Regions from separate parts of the Homo sapiens genome. Here all the other regions are linked to region 2. The links are chromatin loops, found by intact Hi-C in ENCODE. Cell type or tissue: heart left ventricle. All regions are shown on one strand. Each heading gives the region's core, and the rest is flanking DNA. Links, peaks and the distances in the headings are about the cores only.

Evidence for each region. Peaks named below come from ENCODE experiments on the same cell type or tissue, not always from the same donor. Only the 100,000 strongest peaks of a DNase experiment are listed, where the experiment ranks them.
Region 1: it touches region 2 in a loop (4-fold over the local background); 13 of 110 quality-filtered maps call a loop at or near these places.
Region 3: a loop joins it to region 2, with 4 times the contacts of the local background. A loop is called at or near these places in 75 of 110 quality-filtered maps.
Region 4: a loop joins it to region 2, with 13 times the contacts of the local background. A loop is called at or near these places in 81 of 110 quality-filtered maps.
Region 5: it touches region 2 in a loop (6-fold over the local background); 23 of 110 quality-filtered maps call a loop at or near these places.
Region 6: it touches region 2 in a loop (10-fold over the local background); 62 of 110 quality-filtered maps call a loop at or near these places.
Region 7: it touches region 2 in a loop (10-fold over the local background); 75 of 110 quality-filtered maps call a loop at or near these places.

The regions. Positions count from the first base shown.
Region 1 is chrX:136,494,792-136,499,234 of GRCh38, forward strand. HTATSF1 (HIV-1 Tat specific factor 1) reads left to right here and starts at 2,801. Exons shown (of 9, transcript NM_014500.5): 1 at 2,801-3,079. The coding sequence starts at 2,894. RefSeq lists a silencer at 2,142-2,811. In heart left ventricle, for the core only: no CTCF peak of the experiment used is centred there; DNase peaks (open chromatin) are centred at 2,120, 2,260 and 2,690; H3K4me3 peaks cover 2,789 bases; H3K27ac peaks cover 1,922 bases.
Region 2 is chrX:136,026,487-136,030,929 of GRCh38, forward strand. SLC9A6 (solute carrier family 9 member A6) reads left to right here. Exons shown (of 18, transcript NM_001379110.1): 14 at 2,400-2,489; 15 at 3,646-3,676. Among named protein-coding and RNA genes, the nearest start is that of SLC9A6, 43 kb to the left of the region's middle. In heart left ventricle, for the core only: a CTCF peak has its summit at 2,081 (motif pointing right); no DNase peak of the experiment used is centred there; H3K27ac peaks cover 2,119 bases.
Region 3 is chrX:136,272,451-136,276,893 of GRCh38, forward strand. No RefSeq gene overlaps it. Among named protein-coding and RNA genes, the nearest start is that of MAP7D3, 23 kb to the left of the region's middle. In heart left ventricle, for the core only: no CTCF peak of the experiment used is centred there; no DNase peak of the experiment used is centred there.
Region 4 is chrX:136,161,061-136,165,503 of GRCh38, forward strand. It overlaps a transcript of FHL1 not described here. Among named protein-coding and RNA genes, the nearest start is that of FHL1, 34 kb to the right of the region's middle. In heart left ventricle, for the core only: a CTCF peak has its summit at 1,966; a DNase peak (open chromatin) is centred at 1,971; H3K27ac peaks cover 3,006 bases.
Region 5 is chrX:136,575,567-136,580,009 of GRCh38, forward strand. No RefSeq gene overlaps it. Among named protein-coding and RNA genes, the nearest start is that of MIR934, 27 kb to the left of the region's middle. In heart left ventricle, for the core only: a CTCF peak has its summit at 2,192 (motif pointing left); a DNase peak (open chromatin) is centred at 2,175.
Region 6 is chrX:136,206,879-136,211,321 of GRCh38, forward strand. FHL1 (four and a half LIM domains 1) reads left to right here. Exons shown (of 6, transcript NM_001159699.2): 3 at 138-312; 4 at 914-1,083; 5 at 1,577-1,763; 6 at 2,993-4,443. The coding sequence ends at 3,147. Among named protein-coding and RNA genes, the nearest start is that of FHL1, 12 kb to the left of the region's middle. In heart left ventricle, for the core only: a CTCF peak has its summit at 2,611 (motif pointing left); DNase peaks (open chromatin) are centred at 2,593 and 4,063; H3K4me3 peaks cover 449 bases; H3K27ac peaks cover 2,027 bases.
Region 7 is chrX:136,266,871-136,271,313 of GRCh38, forward strand. No RefSeq gene overlaps it. Among named protein-coding and RNA genes, the nearest start is that of MAP7D3, 18 kb to the left of the region's middle. In heart left ventricle, for the core only: a CTCF peak has its summit at 1,778 (motif pointing left); no DNase peak of the experiment used is centred there.

The DNA.
Region 1 (4,443 bases), core at 152-4,151, 470 kb after region 2:
GTGCAGTCTCTGCTTTTGTAGGTTAATGTATATTTATCCACCAAGAAGGCTGTGGCCTATTAGGGCAGAAGTACAACACAGATCACCCCATATAAAGGTCAGAGGGAAGAATGAAGCACATATTCAGAGAGAAGCCAGCTATGTAGATTCTTCCTAGGTCCAGCATCCCTTTATGTGGCCCATCTACACTGCAGTCCTGGAGTTTCAGTAGCCGCCCCTATCTTTATAACCCACCCCCCTTTTTTTTTGTTACCTCGAGTGTTTCTATAACTTGCAAGAAAAAAAACTTGTAAAAGACAGGTTACAAAGACAGAGATGCTTTCAGATTACCTCAGTCATTAGGGAGTTATTCTATGAATATGCAGGGAAATGAGAAAAAATAGGAACCAGGCCTCACAGAGACCACAGCATTGTGCAATTATAAACTGCCAGTTCTCACGACCAAACAGAATGCCATTACAGGTACAATGTGTGTACCTCTCAACTCCACTGCCTCACTAGTATAGTGACTCAGTGACCCTTCTTCGCTGCTTCAGCTGCTCCTCTCACCCGTGGGGAACTTCTCCACAGCAGGCCTCTGTTCTGCCTTTTACCTTCCCTGGGAGTATCTCCTTGCTTCTTTGCTACTCTGACCACATCCCTGTATGTTCCATACTCAAACTTTCTGGGAGAGGTTCTTACTGGCTCAGTCAAATCCAGTCTAGAATGCAGAGCTATCTGCCAGGTCACCACACAGACCCTGGGCAGCCTTTGGGCCAGGATGGCTGGGTGACATGGGACATAAGCATAAGGAACCCTTTAAGTCACCTGCTCAAAAGACGGTTGTGGTAGAGCCGGCACTCAATGATATGTGCAGTAGGGTGGTGTCGCATATTATCACCTATGCTGTGAACTCGGGAATGAAATGGGAGCCCAATAACACATTGCTGAAAACAGCTGTATGCTATTTTTGGATCCAGGAAAAAATATTTAGCAAAGTTTAAGCCTAATAAAACTCACATTACCTATATCATAAAAGTGCACACAAATTCAGTTCTCCAAGAGTTCCTGCCAGAATGAGAACTTCATGAAAAAGAAATGTAATTTAAAAAAAAACTAACCCAAACTATTAAAAACTGTTGTTATCGTTGAAACCATAGATTCACACAACTGGTGTGTGGGGAGCCAGGATTTTCTAGAAGTAGTACTCAACTGCTATGTTTAGAAGTGAAGGTCACTGGAATAGTGAAATAATTTCTTCTGGTAAGGTTTTCCCGGACCTCAAGCCCGGGTTATGATATTTATGTTTACACTAATGGGTTCCTTATTATTTTAATGAATTAGTATTTTTTAACAGCCGCTTTCATTTTTGTGCAGAAATATTGGTAAGTATAAACCACAAACAAACGTTTTTTGGGGTTTTCAATGTTTTAGTGTAAAGAGGACCTGGAACCAAAAAGTTTGAGAACTGCTGTCCTCCAGCATCTCATATCTGTCAGGTGCCAACCATCTTAATTCTGTCTCCCCTGAGCTGTGCCTGTCTTGTCAACTCCTGGGTCGCCAGAGCCTCACGCAGTGCCCTGCACTTAGTAGGGGCTCAATAAATACCTGCCCAACTTAAAAATATGGACCTTTTCCTTTTCAGCAATGAGTGTAATTCCTGAAAACAAAGTTCTGTTTAGAACAAAAAGTATGCTGTGTCTTTCTAAAAGAATGACAAAGAAGCGGAGTTTCCCGGCCAATAAAGCTGGTGTTTACACTGGGATGTTTACATTTATGCTTAAGTTTCAAGTTCGAAGCTCGAGCGCCACTGAAATCTGCAGTACAAGAGGCAGGCAACTGCTGCCCTTTCCATCCTTCCCACGGAGTCGAACTCCAGCCAGAGGAAGGTATGAGACCGATAAAGGAGAAGGCTGACACCAGAAAAAGAAAGTTGGCCCTTCTACCCCTCATTCGTTCATTCATTCGCTCATTCCGCATTAGACACCAGAGCCGGTGCCAGGAGTTTAGGCTACCAAGATGAACAAGATCCGGTGTCTATCCCCGGGTGTCGTAAAGAAACAAGTAAAAGACGCGGTTCCTGAGCGGGGGAGGGGCCTTTGGGCGAAGGAGGCGCGTCGTTTTCTCGAAGCCAGAGAAATTTGTCCTGTCCGCCCCACCCACTCCCCTAAGATGGCGCCCTCGCGAAACCCGCCCGGCCACCCCCGCGAGGGAATATTCCCACGCCTTCCTTCCGTTTCCCTCCCGGGCCGGCCGATCCGCCGGGGACCCCGCGGAGCTCAAGGCCCTTGAGGCGCCGCGGGATCCCAGTGGCCCTCGCCCCGCCCCAAACCCGACCCCGGTGGGCGTCGACGCGCAGCAGCAGCGGGTCCCCCCAACCCCGGCGCCCCGCCTCCCCGGGCCTCGCGCCGCATGCCGGCGTCGGCGCTTTTTGACGCCATAGTGGGCGTGTCGGCGCGACCCGCGACGTCGCCACGCGCCGACAATGGCGGCTGCGTCGGCCTGAGCAGGGCTTAGTTTAGAAGTAATTTCCTGACGTTGCCGAGGGAGCCGCAGTCGCCTCAGATCCGGTCGGCGGCGGCGGCGGTGGCGGCGGCGGCAGCGCGCCTGCGCGCTCCCGCAGCGCCCTGGACCTAGCGGCGGTGCCGAGGCCCGGCGGAGCAAGCCAGGTGGGCGGCGGCGCGGCCGAGCTCACAGCATCAGCGCGCGCGCGCGGTGGGCGGGCAGAGAGGGGGGCGGTGCAGCCGCCGAGCGGCCGCGATTTCCCGGGGACTGCTGGGGCGCAGCGGGGAGGCGGGCCGGGGGGCGGCGGGGCGCGAGCAGAGCGCGGTTGACCTCCCTTTCTCTGCTCAGCTCCAGCGTCATTTCGGCCTCTTAGTTCTTCTGAACCCTGCTCCTGAGCTAGGTAGGAAACATGAGCGGCACCAACTTGGATGGGAACGATGAGTTTGATGAGCAGTTGCGAATGCAAGAATTGTACGGAGACGGCAAGGATGGTGACACCCAGACCGATGCCGGCGGAGAACCCGATTCTCTCGGGCAGCAGCCGACGGACACTCCCTACGAGTGGGACCTGGACAAAAAGGCTTGGTTCCCCAAGGTAGGAGAGTGCCACGGGCGCCACTGCAGAGCGGGCCGCCTGGCCAGCCTCGCGGGGCACTCCTTTTACGTTTGCTTTGCTGAGATCCTTGGTCCTTGGTCCTAGCCCCCTTGAATAGCGACGCTTCTTTTTGTTGTGTTTGTTGGGGCACCGATGTGTAAAAGAACGTAAATCTTTAGGGTAGTGTCTTAAATGTAATTTTTAAGTCTTTTCTATGCTTTATTAATCTTGTCTGTGAAGGTCACAGTTGATTATTACATGACTGCTTTTTATTGCAAAGAGGAAAAATACCAAGAACAAATTTAGTAGCTGTCCATTTCTGGTAGCCAACCCCACTTGTCCTAGGAACTCAGATGTTTAGCTTATGTACTATGTGCAAAATGCAGTTTCTTGATTTCTTTTTTAAAGTAGCTGTTTATATAGCTTTACTAATTGAACTTTCTTTGCACCTTGCTTTACTTTCCTAGTAAATTTTGTCCCTAGGCATATATGTTTGAACCATATAACCACAGGAATAAGACTGGAGATACACAGAATACAGATGGAAAATCTGTGTATGTTTGTTTGGAATACTTGGAAATTGCTAAGTATTTTTATTTCAGCTTCGAAGTAAAATAACTAATGTTAAACTTGATTCTGTAAACTTTGTGGTAAAAGTGCCCTTTTAATCTGGCTCTCATGAGCAGGAAAGGGCACACTAATAGCACACAAATTGACTTGCAAGTCAATGATACAAAACCTGTCTCCACTGCGCGACTGGACTGCTATTGTAAAAATTCTTTTGCAACTTTTCTTTCCCATTCTGTATTTGTATATATATTCCAATCCCTCCAGATTGTTAAAATTTACGATTTCACTTCTGTGTTGGTAGTGCTAGTTTGAGTGCAGATTTGGTTTCTTCAGCATTCTGAATACTTTTAACAAAGGTGTGATAATGGATTAATGTGTGACTTTATCCTTTTATGTTGTTGAAGCCCATACCTCTTCAAACTTTGGGTTTTACATTTTCCCCATTCCATGCCTGCCTAATATTGATTGGTATGATGATATAACTATATTTCTTTCGTTTTGCAATAACGCTTTTCCCCCAAAGGGGAGGAAGATAGATATGAGTTGGATTTGTCTTTAATTTGTTCTGATACTAAAATATAACGTCATTTAATTTGTGATAAAGTTAAAATGAGCATTTAGTTTTACAATTGTTAACCCCATTCTTTATATACCAAATCAGAGTTCTGTTCTGTGTGCTCTCTGCATACAGATATTTAAGTACTTATTGTACATGTATATTGGTGCATCTGTACAGTAAGAGAAAATTGGATTCTGTGGTTAGATTATTCATTGACTGTTGGTTTTTATTGTTT
Region 2 (4,443 bases), core at 346-4,345:
ATTTACTGAACACCAGCCATGTGCCGGGCACTGTAGGTTACAACTCAGTGGTTCTTTTTTTTTTTTTGAGACAGAGTCTTGCTCTGTCGCTTAGGCTGGAGTGCAGTGGTGCAATCTCAGCTCGTTGCAACCTCCGCCTCCCAGGTTCAAGCAATTCTCCTGCCTCAGCCTCCCAAGTAGCTGGGATTACAGGCATGCACCACCACACCTGGCTAATTTTTGTATTTTTAGTAGATATGGGGTTTCACCATGTTGGCCAGGCTGGTCTCAAACTCCTGGCCTCAAGTGATTCGCCCGCCTCAGCCTCCCAAAGTATTGGGATTACAGGCATGAGCCATCTCACCCAGCCTCAGTGCTTCTTAACTGGGGAGAATTTTGCCCCCCGCCCAAGGGACATTTGGCACTTTCTGGAGACATTTTTGGTTGTCACAACTGGAAGAGGGGGCCTCTGCTGGCATCTAGTGAGTAGAGGCCAAGGATGCTGCTAAACATGCTACAATGCATAGGACAGGCTCCTCACCACCTGCCAACAGAGAATTATCTAGGCCAGAATGTCAGTAATGCTAGGGTTAAGAAATCCTCCTCTAGAGAAGCACAGTGATCAAAATAAGATAGAAAAGGTTCCTCGACTCATAACATCCATACTTTAGTGAGAGAAGACAGACAATAAGCTAGTAACACATAAATGAACCTGATAACTGCAGATGATATTAAATGCTGTGATGGGAATCGGGCAAGGTACTGTGATAGTGACTGGGGATGGGGGTGTTTTTGATACAAGGAGGCCAGGGACGGTTTCTTTGAGAGGTTATGTTTGAGTTCAGTCTTACCTACGTGACTAGATGGTGCCAGTTAAACAGTCATCAGGAAGAAGAGCAGTCTAGGCAGAGGGAAGAGCAAGTTGTACAAATGTCCTGAGGAAGGGACAAACTTGGCCTGTTGAATGAACAGGAAAAAAACTCTCATGGCCGGAGTATAGTGACTGAAGGGTAGATAGGAAGTGAGGTTGGCAAGATCCTATGGAAGCAGGGGTTCTGCACACTTAACTGTCAAGGGCCAGAGAGTAAATATATCAGGCTTTGGAGGCCATATGGTCTGTCTCAGCTACTCAACTCTAGTGTGAAAGCAGCCCTAGACAATATATAAATCAATTGGTGTGGTTGTATCCCAGTAAAACTTTATTTACAAAAACAGAAGAGGTGCTGATGTGGCCTGTAGGCTGTACTTTGTGGACCCCTAATGTATAGTCTTGTGGAACATGGTAAGGGATTTGGATTTTAAAATACAATTGGAAATCCTGGAGGATTTTAAAGCAAGGGAGTGACATGAAGTCATTTACAGTGTAAAAGGTTCACTTTAGTTGTCATGTGAACGGTGGATCCACAGTAAATTTGAAACAGCCAGCTATTCCCATGTCCTTTCACATAGTTTGTGACAGTCACATTTCTATCATTTACTACACATGCTTTGCACTTCTGCGTCTCTGAGCCTTTGCTCATACTGTTCCCTCTGCCTGGAATGCTCTTTCACTGTCAGTAAATGACACAGCTAAGTGCCACCTCCTTTTCCCTCTGTTCTTTTCCCTCGGAACCACTCTTATGTTGGTGCAACATTGGGCCTCTTCATTGTAGCACTTATTTTATTCAGTCTTGTGATAATATTGTTATAAGAGCTGCCACTTAGTGTTAATGTTTCAGATACTCTTTTAAAAGCTTTTCATACATTTTCTCATTAAATCCTTGCAGCAACTCTGTGTGGTGGATATTAGCCCCATTTTCCAGGTGATAAAGTGATGATTTATAAGACTGCCTCACTTGACTGAGTTCACACAGCTAGAAAGCAGCCAAGTCCAGATTTGAACCCAGAGCTCCCTGATAGAAGCCCTTAGGGATTATGCCCTAGTTGTGTTGGTTTCCCCCACTAGTCTGTGAGTTCCTTGAGGGCAGGGGCCATGTTTAATTCATTTCTATGCCCTGTGCCTAGTACAGTGCCTGGCAAATAATAAGTGCTCTATAAATGTTTATTACATTGACTTAGCTTCTAATAATGTACCATCTATTACAAGTGTGCTATCTTCAAGACCACTAGATGTCACTGGAGATGCATAAATGTGGTTAGAGTTTAATGTGACTGAGAAGATGTTAAAACAGCTCCTGGCCATTTTAACAAAGGAAAAATGAGCCATTCTTTGAATTATGAATCTGGTCATAGCAATCTGTTTTCAGGTCCTTGACCATGGTTCCCTTGCTTTCCAGATGCAGCCTTGCATCATTTTCTCCCTTCAGTGTTATTTGTGTTCTGGGATGCTACTGCTACAGCTTCTAGTACTGCTATTTTTTCTGTGTTGTCTGTAGTAGTTAATTTAATCAATAAACATTTGAGCACCTATTGTGTGTCAGGTACTGTGCTAGACTCTGGGGATACAGAGATGAATTGAGACATGGCCTTTACCCTCAAGGAACTCACAGTCTTTTTGGGGAGACTGACAGGTAAATAACTATACTCTACTGTGCTAAGTATCATAATAAAGGACTGTAGAAAGTGCTGCAGATGCACAGAGGAGAAAATGATTCTGCTTGAAGGGGTCGTAGAATGGTTACTTTGGAACTTGAAAATCGCTTAAAAAATGAGGGAAAGCACATTGCAGCTGGAGAGAACAGCATGAGCAAAGGCATGGGAGGCACAGGAGAGGATGGATTTGGGGAGATGAGCAGGCAGGTATAGCTAGAATGGGGCATGTAGAAGAGAATGATGGGAAATGAGGATGGAAAAGTAGGTTGGAGTGGGGTGGGGATGCTAGTTTGTAGAGAGTCTTGAATGCCCCACAAAAGACTTCAGACTTGACCCTCTGGGTTGTAAGCCACTCTCAGAGTCCTTTGTCAAGGGAGTAACACAGCGAGCTCTATGCTGGCGACAGCTGACTCTCGGGGAGAGCCTGGCAGCTGGAAAAGCTTCCACGACAGAGCCCGTGAGCCTCAGGATGAGGGCTGCCCTTGAGCAGTTGGGATGGAAAGGAGAGAAGACTTGAGAGACCGTTTAGAGGAGGAATGAACAGAGTTTGTGAGTGCCCGTGTTTAGGGAATAGAGAGGAGCCAGAGAACTTTGTAGTGAAGCTTTTCCCTGGGATACAGAAAGCAGGAATTTTAAACAGATAAAACAAGAGTTGTGAAGAAGCAAGGCTAATGTCTATCCATTAGCCTATGAAAAACCTGTAATTGGGCCCTCTCTTCAGTCATCGTAACAGAATGTTGCCATGAGAGCTGCGAAGTGAATTGCACTGTGCCATCCTTGTTTTTGGAGCTAGCCAGTAATTCTTATTTAGCAACTGGGGCAGTGCTGCTCTCCCTGATTCCGCTTCGAGTGGACCTATATTCAGAGAAAAAAAATGCTGTTTTTTTCTGAAACTGGTAAGTAAGATTGCAGGAAGAGAATCATGGGTACACCCTGCTTGCCTTAGAATCCAAGCTGTTGCTAAGGAAAGTGGCAGGAGCCAAAAATCTGCATCAACAGCTATAGAGAAGCAAGAAAACATTAACCATTCCATAGCTTCTGTGTTGAGAAAAGTAGTTGCCTGACAATGTATATGTGTGAATAGACCATTTTTTGGCTTCAAAATCTCATTTGCTCTTTGTCTTTCTCCTTTAGGGTTGGTGTTGATTCAGACCAAGAACACTTGGTAAATATGCGTTTTTGTTGTTCCTGGCATTTCTGTCAAATGTGCAGTCATTTGGAAAGAAAACAATCTACTATAAACTTCAACCTTCTATTTAGATCCTGTCCTCTTTGCCTCAGCTTTGGAGGAATGATATCATTCCTGGCTTTTCTCACTGCTCCATAGAGACAAAACCAAGTTTGCCACAGTGCCATAGTGTGTGGTTATCAAGGGTGACAGCTTTCATGTCTCTGGGCCATCCTGCCTGGGCTTTTGTCCCAGAGGAGAGCAGTCTTTTAAGCACTCCTGGGTTTTCGAGTGACTCCTCTGGCACGGGGAGGCTTTTTCCACTTTGGTTTGCGCATGAAGGCTTGTCTCTGATGTAAGCCCCACTCCAGCTGCTCTTCCTGTGTAACTTTCAAATCGAATGACCAGCAGCTGCCCTAGAGAACTGCCTAGAAGCTTTTGAATCTTCAACCAGTCTTCCCTGCCTGCTCAGGGAAACGCACTTTCTTACCTTGCCCCTCAGCCTTGGCCACGTTTCCTTGCTTCCTTCCTTCTGTTGTGTCAGTTTCTCAGTTGTTGCTATGAACTTGAGCCCGTTGGACTGAATGCATTGTAACTCACTGCCCTCTCTAGACTGACTACCCTTGTCTGGTATTTTCCATCTGTTTTTCAATTGCTTCTGAGCACCATTGAATATGTGTCTCCATATCAGACGTTAGATGAGAAATCACAGAAATTAGATTTTTGAACATGGAAAGCATCTCTTTCAAAACACAATTTTTTTC
Region 3 (4,443 bases), core at 162-4,161, 250 kb after region 2:
TAGGACAATTATTCCCACCAGAAGTCTGTGGTCACTACACAGTGTGCTGCGTGAGAAGTTTCAGGAGATCTACTCTTCTCTCTAGCTCCCCCATGCCTTTCTTCCCAAACAAGCAACTGCAACTTAAAATCCTTGTCTCTAGATGGCCCCTGTTGAAATTATGCATTTGGGAAGCAGTGGGTAGAAACCACCCAAAATCTTGGAAGGGAGCATTTATTATGTGCCAAGCATAGTGCTGGCAAATAAGCACATGAAAAGATGCTCAACATCATTAGTCATTCAGGAAATGCAAATTAAAGCCACAGTGAGATACCACTGCATACCTATTAGGATGGCTACAACTAAAACAAAGACAAAACTGTTCATATGAAACGCTGGCAAATTTGCAGGGTATTTGGACCTCTCATATATTTCTGATGAGAAGTCTTCAAGGAAAGCAGGATGAAAATGTGTAATAATTTGGTCTCTTGTCTAGAATGGAGCTTTTATCATCAAGGGCTAAAAAAAAAAAAAAAATGTGATATGCTGGGCGCAGTGGCTCACATCTGTAATCCCAGCACTTTGGAAGACTGAGGTGGGTGGATCACTTGAGGTCAGGAGTTCGAGACCAGCCTGGCCAACATGGCGAAACCCTGTCTCTACTATAAATACAAAAATTAGCCAGGTCTGGAAACGGGTGCCTGTAAACCCGCTACTCAGGAGGCTGAGGCACGAGAATCTCCAAGTGAGAATCGCTTGAACCTTGGAGGTGGAGGTTGCAGTGAGCTGAAATTCCGCCACTGCACTCCAGCCTGGGCAACAGAGTGAGACTTCATCTCAAAGAAAAAAAAGTGTTATAGAAGCAGGTCCTGACAGGGCCAGTAGCTAAAAACAGTAGTGGCCACGTGTTGTGTGGTGACTAAGTCATTCCAGAGTAAAATAAAGAACCCTGGAGAAAGGCAAGTTCATGATCTCAGCCTGAAGCCTGGTCTAAAGAGAGAAGTTTATTTGATATTATTTATATTAAAATTAGATACTTCTGGGAACAATTTCTACTGGTAAGAGAATATCCATTTTCTCCAATTTGAAGAAATTAATGACTACTTTAGATCCCTCCTAGTAGAGAGGAATTGGTAGAATAAGAGGGAGAGAGAGGGAGAGAGAGAGAGAGAGAGAGAGAAAGAGAGAGAGAGAGAGGGAGAAAGAGAGAGAGACTGTGTGTGTGTGTGTGTGTGTGAGAGAGAGAGAGAGAGAGAGAGAGAGAGGGAGAGAGAAAGAGAGAGAGAGAGGGACACCTTGGTGGCCATTTAGTGTAACTCATTTCCTTTTGCAGGTGAACCTAGTGAGGGCAGAGGAAAGGAAAGTCTTGCCTGAGGTTACACAGTGTGGAGTCAAGACCAACACCCTGGCCTTCTGGTGCCCAGATTAATTCAGTGACTATATCATGCTGCTTTTTAGCTAATAATTTTATGTACAAATTTTCTGTGCTCCAAATTAGTCACAACCATCTGAGTTTCCCAGGATTGGTGACTCCTGGAGAATATCTCCTGATAAGGGGATACATATGGTCATAAGATTTACTGTACCTTTCATAATCAATACTGATTACTCCCCCTCATTAATGACTTCTGCTTTCAGCAAGAGTAGGGCACCTCCCCAGTTCTGTCAGTTCCCTGACAACTATAAATGACAATCAAGGTACTCTCTTATCTCCACCTGACTTGCATCACTCTCCAGCCTTGGGAGCTCTGGGCAGCTTACTACACAGATGTTGCTATGGTTGTGTTTGCCTGACTACCTGCCAATTTGGTTAATATAGGCAAATAAACCTACGCTCTCTGCCTTTTGCTCTGAGAGGGATTTGTCTGGAGTTAATTGAAATCAAGAGCATTGAATAGTCTGAATAAACATATATTGTATACAAGGGGCAATTAAATCAACCTGAAAAGTAATCTAAAGTGATGGTTAATATATATTAATATAAGCAAGAGTCTGTGGTGTTATCACATGTCTGAAGTGCTCATTGGAAGGCCATTTTTTGGACTCTAAAATGACCCATGTTTGTAAAATCAATGGGATTGCCATCTGGTTGATTTCATTCCGGTTAGTTTGGCCAAATACCATTAACCAGAAAACAATCCATCTGACTGGGGTCATTTCTAATTGCTCTGACAGAATTGATTCATTGAGGACTTTTTCAGCCATAGAAATAGAGTTGTTTTTGTATGGTTTTGGTATTTAGGAATTTGGAAGACTTTTTCCTCTATAAAGGGTTCAAAATTTCAATTTTCTAAAAAAAAGAAAAAAGAAAAAAACCCACAAATCTGCCTAAAGGCAGAAGGTTTATAATATAATATGTCACATATTACTTGTATAATGAAACCACTAGACACTTTGAAAATTATCTTCTCCTTCTCAAGTCCTGCATCATCTTGGGGGTGACTTTGATATCTACATCCCTTTCCACCTAGAACATCCTGTGACTCCCAGCACTTACAGGGGCCTATTCAAATGAGGGACCCTGAAATCTACCTGAAATGGAGCAGGTGCTCTTTTTTTTGGCCTAGCACAGTACCTGATGGGACGCATTGCTGGGGTGAATGAAACAGTTAAAGAGAGTAAAAAAGTCCTACCCTTCCCAAATTTTCTATAGGCACAGTGCCAACTTCTAAATAATCAATGTGAACATAAGTGTCTGAGCATGCTTATGTGACTGGAAGAATGGGAAATGAAGCAAACAGCATGCTTAGACTGGCTGAGACTGTGAAGTCCAGGGTATTAGAATGAGTGTTTAAGGCTAGCCACACTTTCGTGGCTACCATGACCCCTCTGAACCTTGCAGAGGGTGGGCAGGAGGCTGCACATAACTGCAAATAGAAGAGAAAAGGAGGAGGGAATCAGAAAATAGTCAGTAAATAGCATTAGAATGAACTAGAAACAATTGTAATAACTGCCACTCACTAAGTTTCAGCCCATGTGCTCAGTACTTTCCCATATGTTATCTGATTTCCTCCCCGTAATATGTCTGTGAGAGAGACGTTGTCTCCATTTTATGCTGTGGAAACCAGGGCTCAAGTTGGTACAGAACTTGACAATATTCCCACAGTAGTACAAGGCACTCAAACCCTGCTTTCTCTGTGTTCAGAGTGATAACTCCCTTTTAACCACTACACTATTAGCTGGAAGAAGAGTCTAGAAACATACACAGCCACCTGTGAGGGATCAGGGCCAAAGTAGCTTCCAGGATGCACTTTGGTCTGTTCCTAGGGAACTGGAGAGAAGATTTGTTTACCTATTGGGCAGGAGACCTGTGGGAGCAGGATTAGCTTGGGCTATGACTAGGGCTAGACACACAGGGTGGGACCAGGCCAATAATGAACACAAACAGCTAGCACCGAGGAGAGCTCCAGGCTTGCTTCTCCTCAATGGGGCAAAGCTGAACTTTGCAAAGCTGCTGGCTTTCTCATCTGCCGAAGGAGCCTCCCCAAGTCAAGTAGTCTATTCCGCAGCGTGGCTGGGTGTTATGTGCTGCTGCTCCTGCTAGAACCTCAGAAGTGTGAGCAGTGCGTCAAGATGAGGGACCAGGCTTCTAAGCTATAGCCCAGCTAAGCCCCCCAGTGCCAATCCCGCCCTCAATTCTTGAGCAGTGGAAACAGCAGTGGCAGTTATGAAAACAAGCAGCCTTTCTTGCTCATCTTGACATTGAGTTACAGAGCACATCATTATTTTAGACAGAATCAGTTAACATCTGTCTTTCCTGGCCCTTATTTAACCTGTTCTAGTTATGAAGCCTCTCCATGTTTCCCCCTCTGTAACTACTGTAAACGATGCAAAAGAGGAATGAGAGATAGAGACAGAGAGAAAGAGGGAAGGAGAATTAATTTACCACTGGGTAAAATGAAAATGTACTGAAGTGTAATGGAATTTCATTAACTTCGGAAACGATGATGAATGCTGTCCAAATAATTCTTACTAATGCATAATTCACAGCTGAAAATAGAGCCAAATTCTCCTAAAAAGCACATCCATTTATGCCCCAAATTAATTTGGTATGTTATTCAGGATGGTTGACAGGATAAAAGATCTACTATGAAATGTAATCATCTATTAAGATAGGGAATCTATGAGTCTTTCTGGTTTAGTAGATGATGGTAGCTGATAACAAGTGGCATCTTGAGAGGCAGACACCCACAGTCCTCATCCTCATAATTTGAATCTCCCCAAAGACATCATTTCAGACATAACCACAGAGAAGTTTGGATGATCTTTGAGATCTCCATAGCAACCATGGCCCAATTCATATATATATCCCAAAAGCAAATTAAAATCAGTTTCAAAAGATTCAACTGGGGTCAGGAAAAGGCCCATACTTTTGCTGACTGACAATATCATTATTAATTAATTGATCAATATTATATATGTATGTAGTATATAAATAATATAGACCAGATATTATATACATTT
Region 4 (4,443 bases), core at 225-4,224, 130 kb after region 2:
CAATCATAATATGTTTGTTTCCCAGATATAGACAGGCTGGGTTCGTCATTAGGCCTAGTGTAGTCATGCTCCCTAACTACTGTGAGTATCTGGAAGGATTGGGGAGGTATAGTGGCAGCGGCTTGTGGGACAGGCATGTGACAGCATCCTTTTGCCCCCTTGCTGCTCACCCACCTGCTTCTTGCCACCTATTGGCTCCTCTTTGTCTTCCCCTCATTCTGTCTTCTCTTTATCCTTAATCCAGTTACTTTTGAATTTTCTGTTAAGGAACCAGGAGAGCCTCAGCATGAAAATAATTGGCTTAAGTATTCAAAGTACCAGAGCAACATACTTTATAATTCTTGGACTGCCTGATTGTTACTGCTGCAGTGGTTTGTTGGGTATTAAATGAGACTTAGGGTATTTTGTAAACGTTTTCTGACATACAATTTGAAAGTTGAATTTTGTCACCTTACAAACTTAGTTATTCCTGCAACTTTTAAAACCCCCCTAAATTTTCCTTATGTGTTCATGATTATCCCCATAGCAGATAATGGCCACATGCGTGCTGATATGAAGGATTTGCTCCAGGGCTAATTGATGGGAGCAGAGCTGCCCAGTTGCTGAATTGTAAGGAAACAGTTCATGGAGCGCCAATGCCAATTTAGGAAAAGTATGGGGCTGAGTACTTAGTAAGATGAAATAAAAAAATATTTATCCAGTGCTTACTCTAAGGAGAAGGCACTTGGCTAGGTTTGCTAGATGCTGTGGGGAGCCTTAAAACAACAGTGATCTCTTCAAGGCCGGGCGTGGTGGCTCATGCCTGTAATCCCAGCACTTTGGGAGGCCGAGGCAGGCGGATCACTTGAGGTCAGGAGTTTGAGACCAGCATGGACAATATGGTGAAACCCCGTTTCTACTAAAAATACAAACATTAGCTGGGTGTGGTGGCATCTGCCTGTGGTCCCAGCTACTCAGGAGGCTGAGGCAGGAGGATCACTTGAACCTGGGATATGGAGGTGGCAGTGAGATGAGATTGTGCCACTCCACTCCAGCCTGGGCGACAGAGAGAGACCCTGTCTCAAAAAAAAAAAAAAAAAAAAAGTACTAGCGATCTCTTCAAGCAAAGAACGCCCATTCTAATTGGAGAAGCTGTTAAAGACACATGAAGGATGTGGTGGAAAGAGTATTGAACTGCATAGGGTGTGGGGAGAGAGTCAGGAGTTTTGAATCCTAGCCTGAGTTCTGCCACTAAGCATTGGAAACTCTGGGCAAATCATCTCCCCACTCTGGGTCTCAGTTTATAAAAAGGCAAATGAACGAGATCATCTCTAAGATATTCTGTAGATTGATTCATAAATGTGGAAGAGATTCTGGAAAACGGAAGCTTGAGCCCAGGAGTTCCAGACCAGCCTGGGCAACATGGTGAGACTCTGTCTCTACAAAAAATACAAAACATTAGCCTGGTGAGGTGATGTGTGTTTGTAGTCCCTGTTTCTCAGGAGGCTGAGGTGGGAGGATCACATGGGCCCAGGAGGCTGCAGTGAGCTATCACCTGGGAGCTTGTTAGAAATGCAACTTTCATGGGCCCCACTCCAGACCTAGGGAATCAGAAACGCTGGGGATGGGGCCCCGCCATCTGTGTCCTAACAAGGTCCTCTCTCAGGAGATTTTGAGGCACAATAAAGTCTGACAATTACAGGCTATAGGAATTTGGGTCAGTGGTTCTCAGCCTCTGCCATACAATAGATTCATCTGGGGGAACTTTGTTGGGGGTGGGGCGCTGACTTTGTTTGTGCTGCTGTAACAGAATATCTGAGACTGGATACCTTATAAAGAACAGAAATCTATTTCTCACGGTTCTGGAGACTGGGAAGTCCCAAGATCAAGGTGCAAACAGGTTCGATTGTTAAGGGCTGCTCTCTGCTTCCAAGATGACACTTTAGTTCTCCAGCCTCCAGAGGGGAGGAACGCCCTGCCCTCATGTGGCGGAAGGCAGAAGGGCAAGAGAGCCAAAGGCTCTGTTGAAGCTTTAATCCCATCCACCAGGGAGGAGCTCTCCCGGTTTAATCACCCCACCTCTTAGAGGCCCCACCTCTCAATACCATCACATTGTCCATTAAGATTCAACACCTGAATCTTGGACACATGAAAACCGTAGCAGGCACCCAGGCATCACTAGTTGCTTTGGCTCTCCAGGTGCCGCCAATTTTGAGAATCACTGGTTTAGGGGAAAGTGGCATGAACCAAGACTTCTGTCATTCTCTAGCTGCAATGAACGTCAGATGCAGGGAGTCAGCCAAAGCCAGAGGCTTGAATTTCACTCAAAGAAACTTGGCCTTTAGATTACAATGGAGAAAGGTTTTTGGCAATGGGAGTGATACATCCGAGGTGGAACATTTGAGAGATGATTCTGATGCTAGCTATGTGAAGAAGAGGGCATACCCATAGTTAAGAAATCTGATGAAATAGTCTGGTGTGAAGTGATAATGGGCCAAATTAGGACCTTAGAAATGAAATTATAAGGAAGAAAATGTATGAAAGCTCTTTTGCAGGAAAAATGGGCAGGGTTTGGCGATGGTTGCTGGGGTGACAGCAATGTTAGAATGTCTTTGGTTCAGGAGTACCTCTCAGACTTCTGGGAGGGCCAGTGCTCTCTAGATGCATCTGGCAAAATTGTCATGTATGGATCTGTACAATTCTTTGTTTTTTGTTGCTTTGATTTAGGAGTTATAATGCGGAGGTGACCCACAGCAAGTTATAGAAAAATACAGAATTACAGTCACCTCAAAAGCTACTCATGGTCATCATGTCAGAGGGAAAAAATGCTGTTTTTCTTTTAAGGAAAGAATGCTTGGAGTTGTGGGAAAGTTGTAGACTTGGCAATGAGTAATTCAAGCCTATCAGTCAATTAAGTGAGTTTTTATTTTATCATTTGTTTTATTTGGGAGCTGCTGTAATAGTCATTGAGAGGACATCAGTCTTCATATTTTTAAAACAAAACAAAAATACCATTGAACATTAGGGCAAAGGACAAGAATTTCAAGGTTTTTACCTTTTGACTTCAGCAAATATTTGCTGCTCCATTTTTCTTGCTAGATTTTGCCATTTGACTTGTGTTTTTCCTTTGTTCCAATTTGTTCTTTGTGCTTGATAACTGTAGTGTACTCTATTTTTTTTTTTTTGAGACACAGTCTTGCTCTTTTGCCCAGGTTGGAGTACAGTGGTGCAATCTCGGCTCACTGCAACCTCTGCCTCCTGGATTCAAGTGATTCTCGTGTCTCGGCCTCCCAAGTAGCTGGAATTACAGGCACGCACCACCATGTCTGGCTCATTTTTGTATTTTCAGTAGAGATGGGGCTTCACCATGTTGGCCAGGCTGGTCTCGACCTCCCAAAGTGCTGGGATTACAGGCGTGCATCACTGCTCCTTGCCTCTATTCTATTTTCGATGGCTTTTTTATTCATAAGTATTCTTAAGGTTTTAATATTCCAGTTAAAAAATAAATATATTTGTCCCTTTATGTTTTTCCCCAATATACTTATTCTTCCTTTATGACCAAAAATTATTCAAATTTGCATCCAGAAATGGCTCACAGAAAGAGCTCCTTGGTATTTATTTAGGGCATGGTGGGACCTTTTGTTAGTTTCTAGGTCATGCCACATCTGGAAGGAAAGACACCTTTTATTTACTAATTTGAAAATCTATGAAAGCAGACTCAGTATTTTACAGGGTTGCATATATTCCTATGCAAAGTTGCATATATTCCTATGCAAAGTTAAAAATGACTCACTACTCCAACTTTGGTAAATGTGTGCACTTTAGTTTTTGAAAGAAGTGCAAAAATCTGCAGAAAAATCTGGACTAATCATAACTTGAAATTTTTAGTATATCTGGTAGATAACTTTTAAAAATATAACCCATCTTTTCCCAAACTGGATAGGGATAATTCCTCTCTTTGCAAATTGTGAGGAATATTATGATTGTATCATATAAAATAAATATAGAAACGTGTAGAATAAATGATCTTCCAGAGTATATAGAGGATATCACCAGATAATACTCTGTACTAAATATAAGGACACAAAACTGGACTTTATTATATTTCTATAACTGGTAATATCCTTCCAGTTTTTGCTTGTTTATTAAATGAATATACTGTTAAAGATTTGGTTATGTTGTAGATCTTAATTATGTTGGAATTATTAAAAATGAGGCATCTTTAATCTGTACTGCTTATTTCCAATAAATTATTTTGCCGAATGAGAGCCAGTTTACCAGTTCTTTTGTTAAAGAAAATGAGCCAGTGGCTACCTCAGTTGTATTTATCATTGCCTTTTATGGTAAACATTTAAAATGTGTTTTTAATGGTGCACATGCCGATGTTTCTGACCTCTATAGTAGCATAAGTATTTGAATAAAAGTGAGGTAAATGAGAAGTCTGTGCCACCCAGTCTCATCACA
Region 5 (4,443 bases), core at 133-4,132, 550 kb after region 2:
CACCCTCAAAAGCCAAAGGACGATCAGTCTTCGATATTCTGTTAGCTAATCCCATAACATATAATCATGCAGAAGGTTTCAGAAATTCAGGTGTGCTTTCCTGCTTATAAGCCAACACACTTTGTGACACAAATAATAACAAATAATCAACAGATATTTTAACCAGGCAGAAGTCCATCCAATGGATTATTCAGCCTTGGTTATTATTCTCTGTTACCTGAAGCTGATGGAGTTGGTAATTCTGAATAAACTGAAGAGCACCATTGTCACCCACTTCCTAAAGGAAAGTACCAGCTTTCAGAAGGACAATGCCCATGTCTGAGCCATCTCTGTATTTTATCATGCCTAGCACAGCAACCTAGTTCAGTAAATTTTTTCCCCAAAAAATAAATGAATGAAAATAGCATTGTGTCACTGACCAATTGATATTACTCTTGGCCAACAAATAAAACAAATGAACTTTACAGATTGTTTTTGGACCTTCTCAAGACTGGAATAGCTAACCTCCTCTGATATCCCATGACGCCATGGGCTTCCCCTATCTCCTTGACACCAAGTCACAGCACAGGTCACTTTGTGTTTATCCCAGGTGACTATTTCTTTGTCTGTCTTCCCCACTAGACTATGAGCTAGGTCTGCCGTGATCATCACTGCATCCCCAATGCTATGTTTGTGAATGACTGGTTGCATGAAATATTAATTCTACTCTATGTTCCAGAAGCACTAGTTTGAGGCTAAGGAATAATCAATTTACCACTCTTTCCCCAGGTGCCCTTGCTCATCCAACTGTGTGACCTTGGGTAAACAGCTCAGCTTCCTGGGAGCCAGTGTCAGTTAGAGTAGTGGGCTCGGGGATGGACCTGCAAGGGGGTGCAGGGCATTCCCTGATACTAGGGCTCTGAGGAGGGACCTAAGGCTGGAGGCAAGAGTAGATTGCTCCTCCTGAACAAAGTTGAAAGGGGGAGGCTTGGTTTTCTGGTGATAAGGTATAGAGCCTTTGGCTTCAGATAGATGAAGGCTTAAGGTATATCTCCAGCACTTATGACTAACTTTGGACAATTAACCCCATCCCTCTGAGCTTTATTTCTTTATCACGGCTCATTTTGGCATCTTACCCTAACCATTGTGTATCCTCAAGGTGAATTCATAATTTTGTGTGCATGCGTATTTGGAATTTTAAAATAATATTTGAACAATAAAGGCTACCATTTACTGAGCACTCAACATGTGGTGGGCTCTGGGCTAAGTGCCTTAGATACATCATCTCATTATATCAGCAAAATAACCCTTGGAGGCAAGAATTAGTGTGCTATTTGACAGATAAAGAAATTAATTCTTGGAGTGGTTTAGTAAGTGGTCCAGCCCATGCAGCTGGGTAAGTTGAAGAACAGGGATGCAAGCCTGGTTTTGTCTGACTCCAAAATCTCATCCTCTTAACTGGTACACTAACTGCTGTAATTAAAAGATATTAAAACGGAAACATGTAAAAGCCAAAGTACAAAGTAAATAAATAGAAGAGCTTTTGCTTTCTGTTGAAGGGCCATTAGTTCCAGGCCCATTCTGATGTCAAATGGAAAAAATAATAAGGTTGGTCCATCAGTTAGCAGAAACAAACAGACCACTTTTCCAGTATGCTGGTCCTTTCTCCCCATTACTAGCTAAAATGATTACCATCCACTCAACCACTTTAATGACTCCTGACTCAGAGCTTTCATTTGGCTCTCTTTTTACCCATAAGATATCAAAATATTATGTAGCTAAAAAGTTCTCTCTGAAAGAACTTTGCAAACTTTTTTTTTAAAGCAGAAGTCATCAGTTATCAGTCTTCTAAAGCCAGGAATTCTTTCAAAATTCTATAAGATCTTTTGTCAAATGAATTTAGCTCTGAATGAAGGAAATACTAAGCGCCCTTCACACTGTCCTTCCCCGGAGAGTTTCAGACCTCATGGACGCTGTGTAACATTGGGAATGACTTTGGTGACTAAAACTGGTCCTGTTGCCCTAGTTTCAGGACAAAATTTGCAAACTGCTTAGGTGTCAGGGGAAGCACATTTTAGTCAAACCAAGCACAATTTCCATCCTGTTAGAGACAAGCCAATTACTGTGCCAGGTTAGAGAAGAAAGGAGACAGGCCACAGGCACAGAGGCTTGCATCGTCTATGCACAGGTCTATGCTTTGGGGGCTCTGCTGCTCTCTGCTGGCCACAGGCTGTTGCTGTAGTCGCCGAGGAAGTGATTCATTCAAAGTGCTGCTTCTGGGGTTTCTCCTACTATTGTCACTACCACTAAATAGTACCTTTTATTGAGTGCCCTTTCGGTGCCAGGTTCTGAGCTAGGTGCCACGTTCTGAGCTAGGTGCCACGGAGTCAGAGATGACAAGTTTTGGTCCTCATCCTTGGCAAGCTCAGTCTAGTGGGGAAGATAGATTCTCAAACAGAGAATTATAATAAAGTGCAGCAAATGCCGAAAGAGAGTGTGAGAAAAATCCTTGCTTTCCCTCAATCAGCAGTACTGAGTTCCTACTCTGTGTCAACTGTCTAGTGAGGTTCTGGGAAAATAAGCACAGAACTTTATAGGTGTAGCTGTCCACTCAGTACATGTCTCATCTCATTTCATCATCACAACAAATCCGTGAGGTTTACAGGGCAGATAGTAATAGCCCTATTATATAGATTAGGAAGCTGAGACTCAGAGAGGTTGCATGAGTTGCCAAATGTAACACAGCTAGGTGCTAGGTTATAGAGGCTTGGACTCGATGGACTTCAAATTCACTCTCTTTACTGCTGCACCACACTGCTTGGTGCTGCTTACTGAGAGGTTGGTAGGGTAATGGTTAAGACTAAGTGCTCCTAGAGTCAGGCTGCCTGGGTCCACTCTGACTGTACCACTCTCTTGCATCAGGCAAATTACTTAGCTTCTCTGTGCCTCATTTTCTCCATCTTTTAAATGAGAAGAATAACAGTACTTAACTTACGAGATTATTTTGAGGACCAAATAAGTAAATGCTTATGTCAGTCATATAATAAACAATAAATGTCAGCTCTTTTATTATTATTATTATAAAGATGGGGGTCTCACTATGCTGCCCAGGCTGGCCTTGAACTACTGGGCTCAAACTACCCTCCCACCTCAGCCTCCCAAAATGCTGGGATTACAGGCATTAGCCACTGCACCCAGCGGTCAGCTGTTAATATTACTGTCAACACGTGAGGCAGAACAACTTGGGGCAAGTAGGAAGAAGAGATGTAGATCAAGGAAGGTGCTAAGTGCTGCTAAAGTAACATCTGATTAGTTATTCTTGCTTGATTAACAGGAAAAACCCTTCCAGCTCTCTATACAGAGTCCACTCTGATAGCTCATTTTTCCAGTCCTCCAGGGACAGCCCCTCTTCTCCTTGTCTCCAAGAGTACCCGCACAAGTAATGGGGCTACAGAAAGTGGAAGAACTAATTCTGCCCTGGATAGGTGACCTCTGCCTTTGTAGGGTTGGGGGCAGAATAAAACTGTCAGAAGGACCAGGATTTGTAAAAGCGTCTATTGTAGAGGATTTATAATTGAATGAGTCATCTTATCCATATCTTTAAAACAGGGCCAGTATGGGTTAGTACTAGAAATATGAGCAGAGACTTAATTATATAGTGATATTTAAATTGGATCTTCCTTCTATGTCAATACTCTGGGATGCCATGGCAATCCCCTTCTCCCACTTGGCTGCTTTTCCTCAATTCGCTCTGACAGCTCCTCTTTTGGCTCCTCCATGAGCTCTTCTACCACCCCTTAAATGCTAGTGTTCCCCAGGGATCTTTGCTTGGCCTCCAGTCCTCACACACTACACTCTTTTTCTATGTAATTGCATCATTTCCCACAACATAAATGACCATCTATTTCCAAGTTGATAACTCCAAAATCTCTGTCTCCTGCCAAGACATCTGCCCAAGCTCCAACCTCATAATCTACCTGTCTGCTAGATATCAGCACCTAGAGGCCCCACAGGCAACAGTCCCTGCCAAATGTGTTTCTTCACTTGTGTTCTCTACATTATTTTCTGACATCAGCATTAACCTAGCCAGTCAACGTAGGCACTTGGAAGTCATTCTTTTTTATTGAGATATCACATACCATAATATTTGCCTTTTTAAACTGTACAATTCAGTGCTTTTTAGTAAATTTACAAAGTTTCTCAACCAGTCCCACAATCTTGTTTTAGGACATTTCATCACACCCGAAAAAGTTCTGCTTGTCCATTAACAGTCACTCCCCATCGTCCCCTCTCCCAGTCTCTGGAAACAATGAATCTGTGTTCTGTCTCCTTGGATTTGCCTATTCTGTATATTTCACATAAATGCAATTGTACAATTTATGGTATTTTGTGATGGCTTCTTTCACTTAGCATAATGTTTTCATGGTTCATCTATGTTGTAGCATGTATCAGTCCTTCATTCCT
Region 6 (4,443 bases), core at 199-4,198, 180 kb after region 2:
CACTGTGGGGCAGTCCCAGGTGTAAGGGACTGTGTCATCTCAGTGGTCAGTCCCAGGGAAATCAGCCTTATGGGAGGGCTCCTGCCACCACCCCCAGCACCCCTCATGGTGGCCCACCCTGTCTGCTTGGTTTCCAGGAGGTGCACTATAAGAACCGCTTCTGGCATGACACCTGCTTCCGCTGTGCCAAGTGCCTTCACCCCTTGGCCAATGAGACCTTTGTGGCCAAGGACAACAAGATCCTGTGCAACAAGTGCACCACTCGGGAGGACTCCCCCAAGTGCAAGGGGTGCTTCAAGGCCATTGTGGCAGGTACTGCCTCCTTCCCACCCCGGGTTCCCAGGGAGGAGGCCCTGAGGGCAGACGTGATGTGGGCTTGCTTATCATGGTGGGGCTAACGTTGCTCTGAGCTGCTTTGAGATCTTAGCATATATATGTACACATATACATACACGTATATATGCGTACACATATATGCTCGCACACACGCACACACTCGGAGACTAAAGAACACTGGCGAGAACAGCCTGTGGCAACAGAATGAAGTGAACAGTATGTAGCGCTTTCTCATTTGGGCGTAGTAAGTGATGAAAGCATGCTTCTTCCTCAGGGTGTCATTCTGGGCCAGGCAGTCCCTGATTTAATGTCTAAGTGCACGCAGGGTATAGAGGTGGGGGAGTGGGGGATTCAGGCACTGGATCCTAAAATAATAATGCTGGGGTCCCCACCCATGACAGAAATCCTGGGTTGGCACAAGCACAAGTAGAACACAGGTAGGTTAGTTGGAGGTGTGAGGCCAGTAACTGCAGGGCCTGCATCCCCTCACCTCTGGAGGGCCTGGGGAGGGGAGCTGAGTGGATGCAGCCCCCTGCAGAGCCTGTCAGTGGGGCTATCCAATTGCTTCCCTCTGCAGGAGATCAAAACGTGGAGTACAAGGGGACCGTCTGGCACAAAGACTGCTTCACCTGTAGTAACTGCAAGCAAGTCATCGGGACTGGAAGCTTCTTCCCTAAAGGGGAGGACTTCTACTGCGTGACTTGCCATGAGACCAAGTTTGCCAAGCATTGCGTGAAGTGCAACAAGGTATGCTTTCAAGGGAGTTCTGCATTGACCGTTGTTTCTAGAAGTGTTTGACAGTTTGCAGAGCACTTCCACACACACTATCCCATTCCATCCTCACGACAGCCCTGTGACGTAGGAATTATTATTCCCGTTTTACAGATGAGGAGATCGTGGATTAGGAAGCAGTGCCACAGCCAAGTCAGGCTGTCAGTACGCATCCTCAGCCTGGTGGTGCGGGTGGCCCGTATGGCATGCTGAGCTGGGCAGCCCTGGCTCTAGAAGCCTGCCTCCACCACTTAGGGGCTGTGTAACCTCACATAGGGGCTCACCTTCTCCGAGCCTTGGTGTCTTCATCTGTAAAGTGGGGATAATAATAGCCCCTGCCTCCCATGGCTGTTGTGGAGATTAAATGAGATATTGTATACCAAAGCGCCCAGCACAGTGCCTGGCACGCAGTAGGCATTCAACAAAATGGTTGTTGAATCTGAATCCGGTGCTACACTCCCTGGTCTAGGCCATCACATCTGGAGGAATCACTTACCAGGATCAGCCCTGGCATGCCGATTGCTTTGTGTGTGTTACCTGCTCTAAGAAGCTGGCTGGGCAGCGTTTCACCGCTGTGGAGGACCAGTATTACTGCGTGGATTGCTACAAGAACTTTGTGGCCAAGAAGTGTGCTGGATGCAAGAACCCCATCACTGGTAGGCTAAAGAGTCCTTGCTAAGTCTGCCAGGCTAGGTTTTGCGCATGGTAACCATCTCTCATTTTCCTGTCGTCGGTTTCATCCACAAAGGCCCCCAGAGAATGCCCTTCTCCCCCTGCTATTGTGGTCCCAAAGGCCCCCCAAGAGTTTGGATTCGTCCCCAGGCCAGGTTAGCCTTTGCAATACAGAACACTTCCTGACTGTTGACTAACAATGCTGAGAGTTCACAAGCCTGAGACCTGCCAGCCAACACCGGCAGGCACTGCCACTTTGCAGGGGGATTCTGGGGGGAGGGGTGGGAGGAGGGTAGAAAGAAGGGGGTGGGGGAGGGTGGGGAAGGGGTAAGGGAGGCCGAAGAGTGATAACCCGGGATTGTAATACCCCATAGCTGAAGGCTAGTTCAGAGATGCCTGTTGGCAGGGTTTCTTTTTTTTTTGGTTTGCTGTTTATTTGTTTTTGCGATCAGCAAAGCTAATCACTTCATTCCTCATCTCGCGGCCGCGATCCACGTGCCCTGGGCCCTTTCCCTTGCCTCCAATTTTCCCATCTTCCCGGGGAGCCTTGAAATGTACATTTGAGAAGACTTTTGCCATCCTCAGGGAAAAGGACTGTGTCAAGAGTGAGCCACCCAGTCTCTAAAGCTAGGAAGCCCCCAGTGTGCCACGGGAAACGCTTGCCTCTCACCCTGTTTCCCAGCGCCAACCTCCGGGGCAGGCATCCGGGTGGAGAGAGGACTTGTCCCTCGTGGGTGGTGGTTCTTTATAGAAAAAATCGAAGCTTAGCAGCTCCTCGAGGCCCGGTAAGTGCACACCCCACGAACAGCCCAAGTTTGCCTCCTGGTGGCCACTTTGATGTCATGGCCCTGACCTAAATCAAAGAAACTGGTTATGCTGGGAGGTCGGTGCGCGTCACAGGGCAATAGCGTGGTGGCATGGGAACGTGGGGTCTTTACATCAGGGAAGCCCTTGGCCGGGCTTCAGCATCTTCTCAGGTCCTTGAGAGCCACAGCAGGGTTGCGGCGGCATGGGGGACAATGGCGGCGTGGGGGACTGTGCACGATGGAGTGGAGGAGGGGGTCTGGGAGCCAGGCAGACCTGGCTCTTGCGTGCTTGTCGGTCTGTGAGTGGGGCAGGTCGTCATTTTATCTCTCTGAATCGTGGTTTCCTCACCTGTATTCATTCAGCTGTTTCTCTTGTTTTCTTTTCTTTTCTTTTTTTTTCCCCCCAGGGTTTGGTAAAGGCTCCAGTGTGGTGGCCTATGAAGGACAATCCTGGCACGACTACTGCTTCCACTGCAAAAAATGCTCCGTGAATCTGGCCAACAAGCGCTTTGTTTTCCACCAGGAGCAAGTGTATTGTCCCGACTGTGCCAAAAAGCTGTAAACTGACAGGGGCTCCTGTCCTGTAAAATGGCATTTGAATCTCGTTCTTTGTGTCCTTACTTTCTGCCCTATACCATCAATAGGGGAAGAGTGGTCCTTCCCTTCTTTAAAGTTCTCCTTCCGTCTTTTCTCCCATTTTACAGTATTACTCAAATAAGGGCACACAGTGATCATATTAGCATTTAGCAAAAAGCAACCCTGCAGCAAAGTGAATTTCTGTCCGGCTGCAATTTAAAAATGAAAACTTAGGTAGATTGACTCTTCTGCATGTTTCTCATAGAGCAGAAAAGTGCTAATCATTTAGCCACTTAGTGATGTAAGCAAGAAGCATAGGAGATAAAACCCCCACTGAGATGCCTCTCATGCCTCAGCTGGGACCCACCGTGTAGACACACGACATGCAAGAGTTGCAGCGGCTGCTCCAACTCACTGCTCACCCTCTTCTGTGAGCAGGAAAAGAACCCTACTGACATGCATGGTTTAACTTCCTCATCAGAACTCTGCCCTTCCTTCTGTTCTTTTGTGCTTTCAAATAACTAACACGAACTTCCAGAAAATTAACATTTGAACTTAGCTGTAATTCTAAACTGACCTTTCCCCGTACTAACGTTTGGTTTCCCCGTGTGGCATGTTTTCTGAGCGTTCCTACTTTAAAGCATGGAACATGCAGGTGATTTGGGAAGTGTAGAAAGACCTGAGAAAACGAGCCTGTTTCAGAGGAACATCGTCACAACGAATACTTCTGGAAGCTTAACAAAACTAACCCTGCTGTCCTTTTTATTGTTTTTAATTAATATTTTTGTTTTAATTGATAGCAAAATAGTTTATGGGTTTGGAAACTTGCATGAAAATATTTTAGCCCCCTCAGATGTTCCTGCAGTGCTGAAATTCATCCTACGGAAGTAACCGCAAAACTCTAGAGGGGGAGTTGAGCAGGCGCCAGGGCTGTCATCAACATGGATATGACATTTCACAACAGTGACTAGTTGAATCCCTTGTAACGTAGTAGTTGTCTGCTCTTTGTCCATGTGTTAATGAGGACTGCAAAGTCCCTTCTGTTGTGATTCCTAGGACTTTTCCTCAAGAGGAAATCTGGATTTCCACCTACCGCTTACCTGAAATGCAGGATCACCTACTTACTGTATTCTACATTATTATATGACATAGTATAATGAGACAATATCAAAAGTAAACATGTAATGACAATACATACTAACATTCTTGTAGGAGTGGTTAGAGAAGCTGATGCCTCATTTCTACATTCTGTCATTAGCTATTATCATCTAACGTTTCAGTG
Region 7 (4,443 bases), core at 241-4,240, 240 kb after region 2:
CAGCTGGGAAGTACCAGAGCTATGATATGAACTCAAGTCTGTCTGATTTGAAGGCCTTTGTACTTGATCTTGTTCTGCCTCTCATATTCTTCTCATTTATGAGATGGTGACTTACAACCTGCCACACTAACTCCAGTGTTGTTTTAAGGATCAAATGAGATTAAAAATACTCCCAAAGTGCCTTGTAAAAAATGAACAAAACATTACACAAATAACATATGCACTTTGTAACTGAAAGGCATTGAGATCACTTGGATTTAATTTAGCTACAGTGATTCTGTAGGACTCTACCAGCCACAAAACCGGCTCAGCCCTAGGCTTTCTGGAGATACTCAGTAGCTTTGGTCCTAAGAATAATTTCTGATGGCTGGGCATGGTGGCTCACACCTGTAATCCCAGCACTTTGGGAGGCCGAGGTGGGCAGATTACTTGAGGTCAGGAGTTCGAGAACAGCCTGTCCAATGTGGCGAAACCCCATCTCTACTAAAAATACAAAAATTAGCATGCCCTGGTGGTGCGCACCTGTAGTCTCAGCTACTTGGGAGGCTGAGGCAGGAGAATTACTTCAACCCGGGAGGTGGAGTTTGCAGTAAGCCGAGATGGCGCCACTGTTTTCTAGCCTGGGTGCCAGAGTGAGACTCTGTCTCAAAAAAAAAAAAAAAAAATTTCTGAGAATGGATCCTGATTATGATTACACTGCGATATTTGCAAATGCAATGCTTACCTGTATGAGACTCACTTGTATTGATGTTTCTGTTCATGATGGTTTTGTGCATATTTTAAGGGAGCCAGAGTACCAGGTGTGGTACTCAGAGACTGTCCTAGAATACTCAGAGAATAATCAGGGAAAGCCAACTATTCTACCTCAGGTCTTTGTTATAGGTGGGTTATTGAGGCAATGTGATAGCAACTGATGGAGGCACTTTCTCTCCCACTTCCTCTGCTAAGAGAGAAACCTGGAGTTAGACACATTGCATTCAGAGACTGTTAACATTGAAAGAGGCCTTGGACATCCTTTCATTGGACATCAGTCCCCCTTTCTCATTTCTTATTTTTGGAATATAGCTTAAATGTGTTTGTTAAAAATGCATGCACTGTCCTGTATGTGGAAAAAAGAAGGCAAATTATGTGCGGAGTGTTGTATGAGACTCTCTCAAAGAAAGCTGTGGTCCAAAATGCCATCAGGCATCCCAGTGTATGCTGCCCATTCCTGTGGGTGACACACCTGCCTGAGTATGACGTGCCTCCCTGCCCCTTGCAGGCATAGTTTCATTTAATTCTGATAGAATCCTATGAGGTAGCTACTATCATTATCCCCATACTACAGACAAAGAACTCGAGGCCTAGAGAGGTTAACGAATCTGCCCCAGGGTCCATAGTTACTCCATGAAACTATTGGGTATATTCACCTCCCAAAAGAAAAAAATGGGCAAGAGGTTGGGGTTGAGAGTTGAGACAGACTTCTAGTTCTCACTCTGCCACTAACTACCTGTATGACTTTGGGCAAGTCTTTCCAGCTCTATTTCATCATCCATTCATCAGTTACTGTGCTGGTTGTTTCCTGGCTTTACATTCAATTCCTTTTTCTGAAATCCTTACAGTTATTTGTGATTACTTGTAACTGGAGTTAAACTTTAGTTGTCCAGAAAAATAAAAATAGAAATGCAAAGTATCAAGGTGCTCCCAAATCAAACATACAGATGGCAGAGATCATCACAGAAATGACAATAAGGACCCTTTTTCCTGTTTGGCAAAGCTGAGTGTTGCTGCCACCTAGCGAGTAAAAGGAAGATGGCTATCATGCAAGGTCAGGCCCTTCTGTGGAGGCCCAGGGAAAAAGACCAGAAATCATCCAGTTTACCAAATATTAATAACTTATGAGATTTCACTAATATGTTAAAATTGCAGCATTTGCTTCAGTATATGCAAGCCAATATCTCTTCCGTTGAGAAAAATGGGATCAGGAGAAGAGCTACTCTGGGCAGTGTTAAGTAGGAGTTATTAAAGAGGAGGTCTTTAAGTAGGAGGTCTTTAAGTGTTAAGTAGGAAGTCTTTGGTTTCCTCCAAACATCTGCTTACACTGTGTCCTTTCCTACTGATCCTCTCCCTCTCCCAGCTGGAATCCTAGAACCCTAAGTCTGAGCAGGAAGGAACCATCATCAGAGAATTTCTAAGGCAGCCCGGGTCATAGCACAGAAGAAAACGGATTTGACCAAGGTCACAAAGGTAGTTAACATAGGCAAGACTGACAGAAGACTAGTCTCAGAACTCTGAAACCTGGTCTGATCAAATCCACCCAAAATGGATGAGATTAGATATTTGCAAAATCACCTTCAGTCTGGAGCAATATTAGGAGATACCATCAATGATATGAACATATATAAGGAAGCCAAGTCGTTCTGGTAGGGAGAAATGGGTGGTCTGGCTGGAAATCTGGAGAAACTGAAGCTGTTGGGAGCTTCAGGCACTAGAAGATGCTCTCTACTGGGATGAGGGAAGAAATCTCTCATCAGGACTCAGAGAGGTCAGGCTGAGTATAAAGGCCCCCCAGTCAACAGATCTCAATCTTCATCAGATACATTCCCACCCATCAGGGAGTGCCCAGGGCTCCCAGTGCACCAGATCTAATCTTACGGTTTCCTCTGCTATTAGGAAAGAATATCAGAAGTGAGATGAGAAGCAAAGCTTATTGCAGGATAACTTGAATCTGCTAGAATGTATTTTTAAAAATCAAAATATTTTATTATTATTATTAATCATTTGCAGCAAACTCACAGCTCCTAGTTTGGATGGCCCCCATTCTTGCAATGATTCCTTTTTTTTTTTTTCGAGACAGATTCTGGTTTTGTCGCCCAGGCTTGAGTGCAGTGGCACAATTATGGCTCACTGCAACCTCCTCTGCCTCCCGGGTTCAAGTGAGAGGCTCATGCCTCAGCCTCCCAAGTAGCTGGGATTACAGGCGCATGACACCATACCCAGCTAATTTTTTAAAATATTTCTAGTAGAGATGGGTTTTCACCATGTTGGCCAGGCTGGTTGGTCTCAAACTCCTGGCCTCAAGTGATCTGCCTGCCTTGGCCTCCCAAAGTGCTGGGATTACAGGCTTGAGCCACTGTGCCCAGCCTGGAATAGCTCTTTGCACTGTCAACAACCTAAGTAATAACAATAATGATGATAATAATAGCTGATATCACCAAGGGCATTCATTGTGTTAGGGACTTTCCAGTCGTTATCTCATATATCTGACAATAGCCCAATGAAGTCATAATTATTATGACCCCTATTTTATAGCTGAGTAAGTTGAGGCTCAGAAAGCAGTTTGCCCAAGGTCACATAGCTCTCCCTGACCATCTCAGCTCTTAATCACTGCCCTATACTCACTGAAGGCTTGGCTTCTGAGATGCACTAATACCAGGAGGCAGGAGGTGAGTGTATCCTCTAACTAGTGGACATGTATATTTTTAACTCTAGGAAGAGATTCCCTCCTTGCCATCCCTAGACTTTGTTGTAAATTAACACATAGGCATTCCAGGATTACAGCCTCTCCTCAGGAAACTGATGGATCACTTGGTAGGCTAGTTGCCTGTAAGGGGAGAGATTACCTCTGGAAAACATTTTCCCTAATGTACAGAAAATTGTTTTCTGGGTGGGGATAGAGCGGGAGACAAACTGTAGGAGGATAGGTGACTAATTAAGGGGAAGAATTTTTGATTATCTGTTGTTTCAGATTATCAGAGTAATCGCTTCTGTCTATTAACATGGATAATTAAGAATTGACTGTGTAGTTAAGTAATTCAAACCTTCCTCTCTCACACACAAAATTCTCTTCAGTAATAAACAAGCATGCACAGAATTATTCACTGAAATAAATGGACTTCCTTCTTGTGTTTGTCAAATACAATCCCCTCTTCCTCTCACTGAATTACCAATTTAGATGAAGAGGTTCCTTAAACAAGAATCTATGTATGTATGTATGTATGTATGTATCTATTCATCTATCATCTGTTCTATATCTATGTAATATGAACCGAATATGCACTACAATGATTTTACTCTTGCTCTCACCTCCCCCCCCCCCTTTATTTTTGAGACAGTCTCGCTCTATTGCCCAGACTGGAGTGCAGTGGCACCATCTCGGCTCACTGCAAACGCCACCTCCTGGGTTCAAGCAATTCTCCTGCCTCAGCCTCCCAAGTAGCTGGGGTTACAGGCATGCACCACCACACCCGGCTATTTTTTTTTTTTTTTGTATTTTTAGTAGAGATGGGGTTTCACCATGCTGGCCAGGCTGGTCTCGAACTCTTGGCGTCAAGTAATCCACCCACCGTGGCCTCCCAAATCGCTGGGATTACAAGCATGAGCCACCATGCCTAGACCTCTCACGACCCTCTTTTGACATTTTTTTGGTTCCTTAGGCAAATAATATATACTAAATCAAGTATA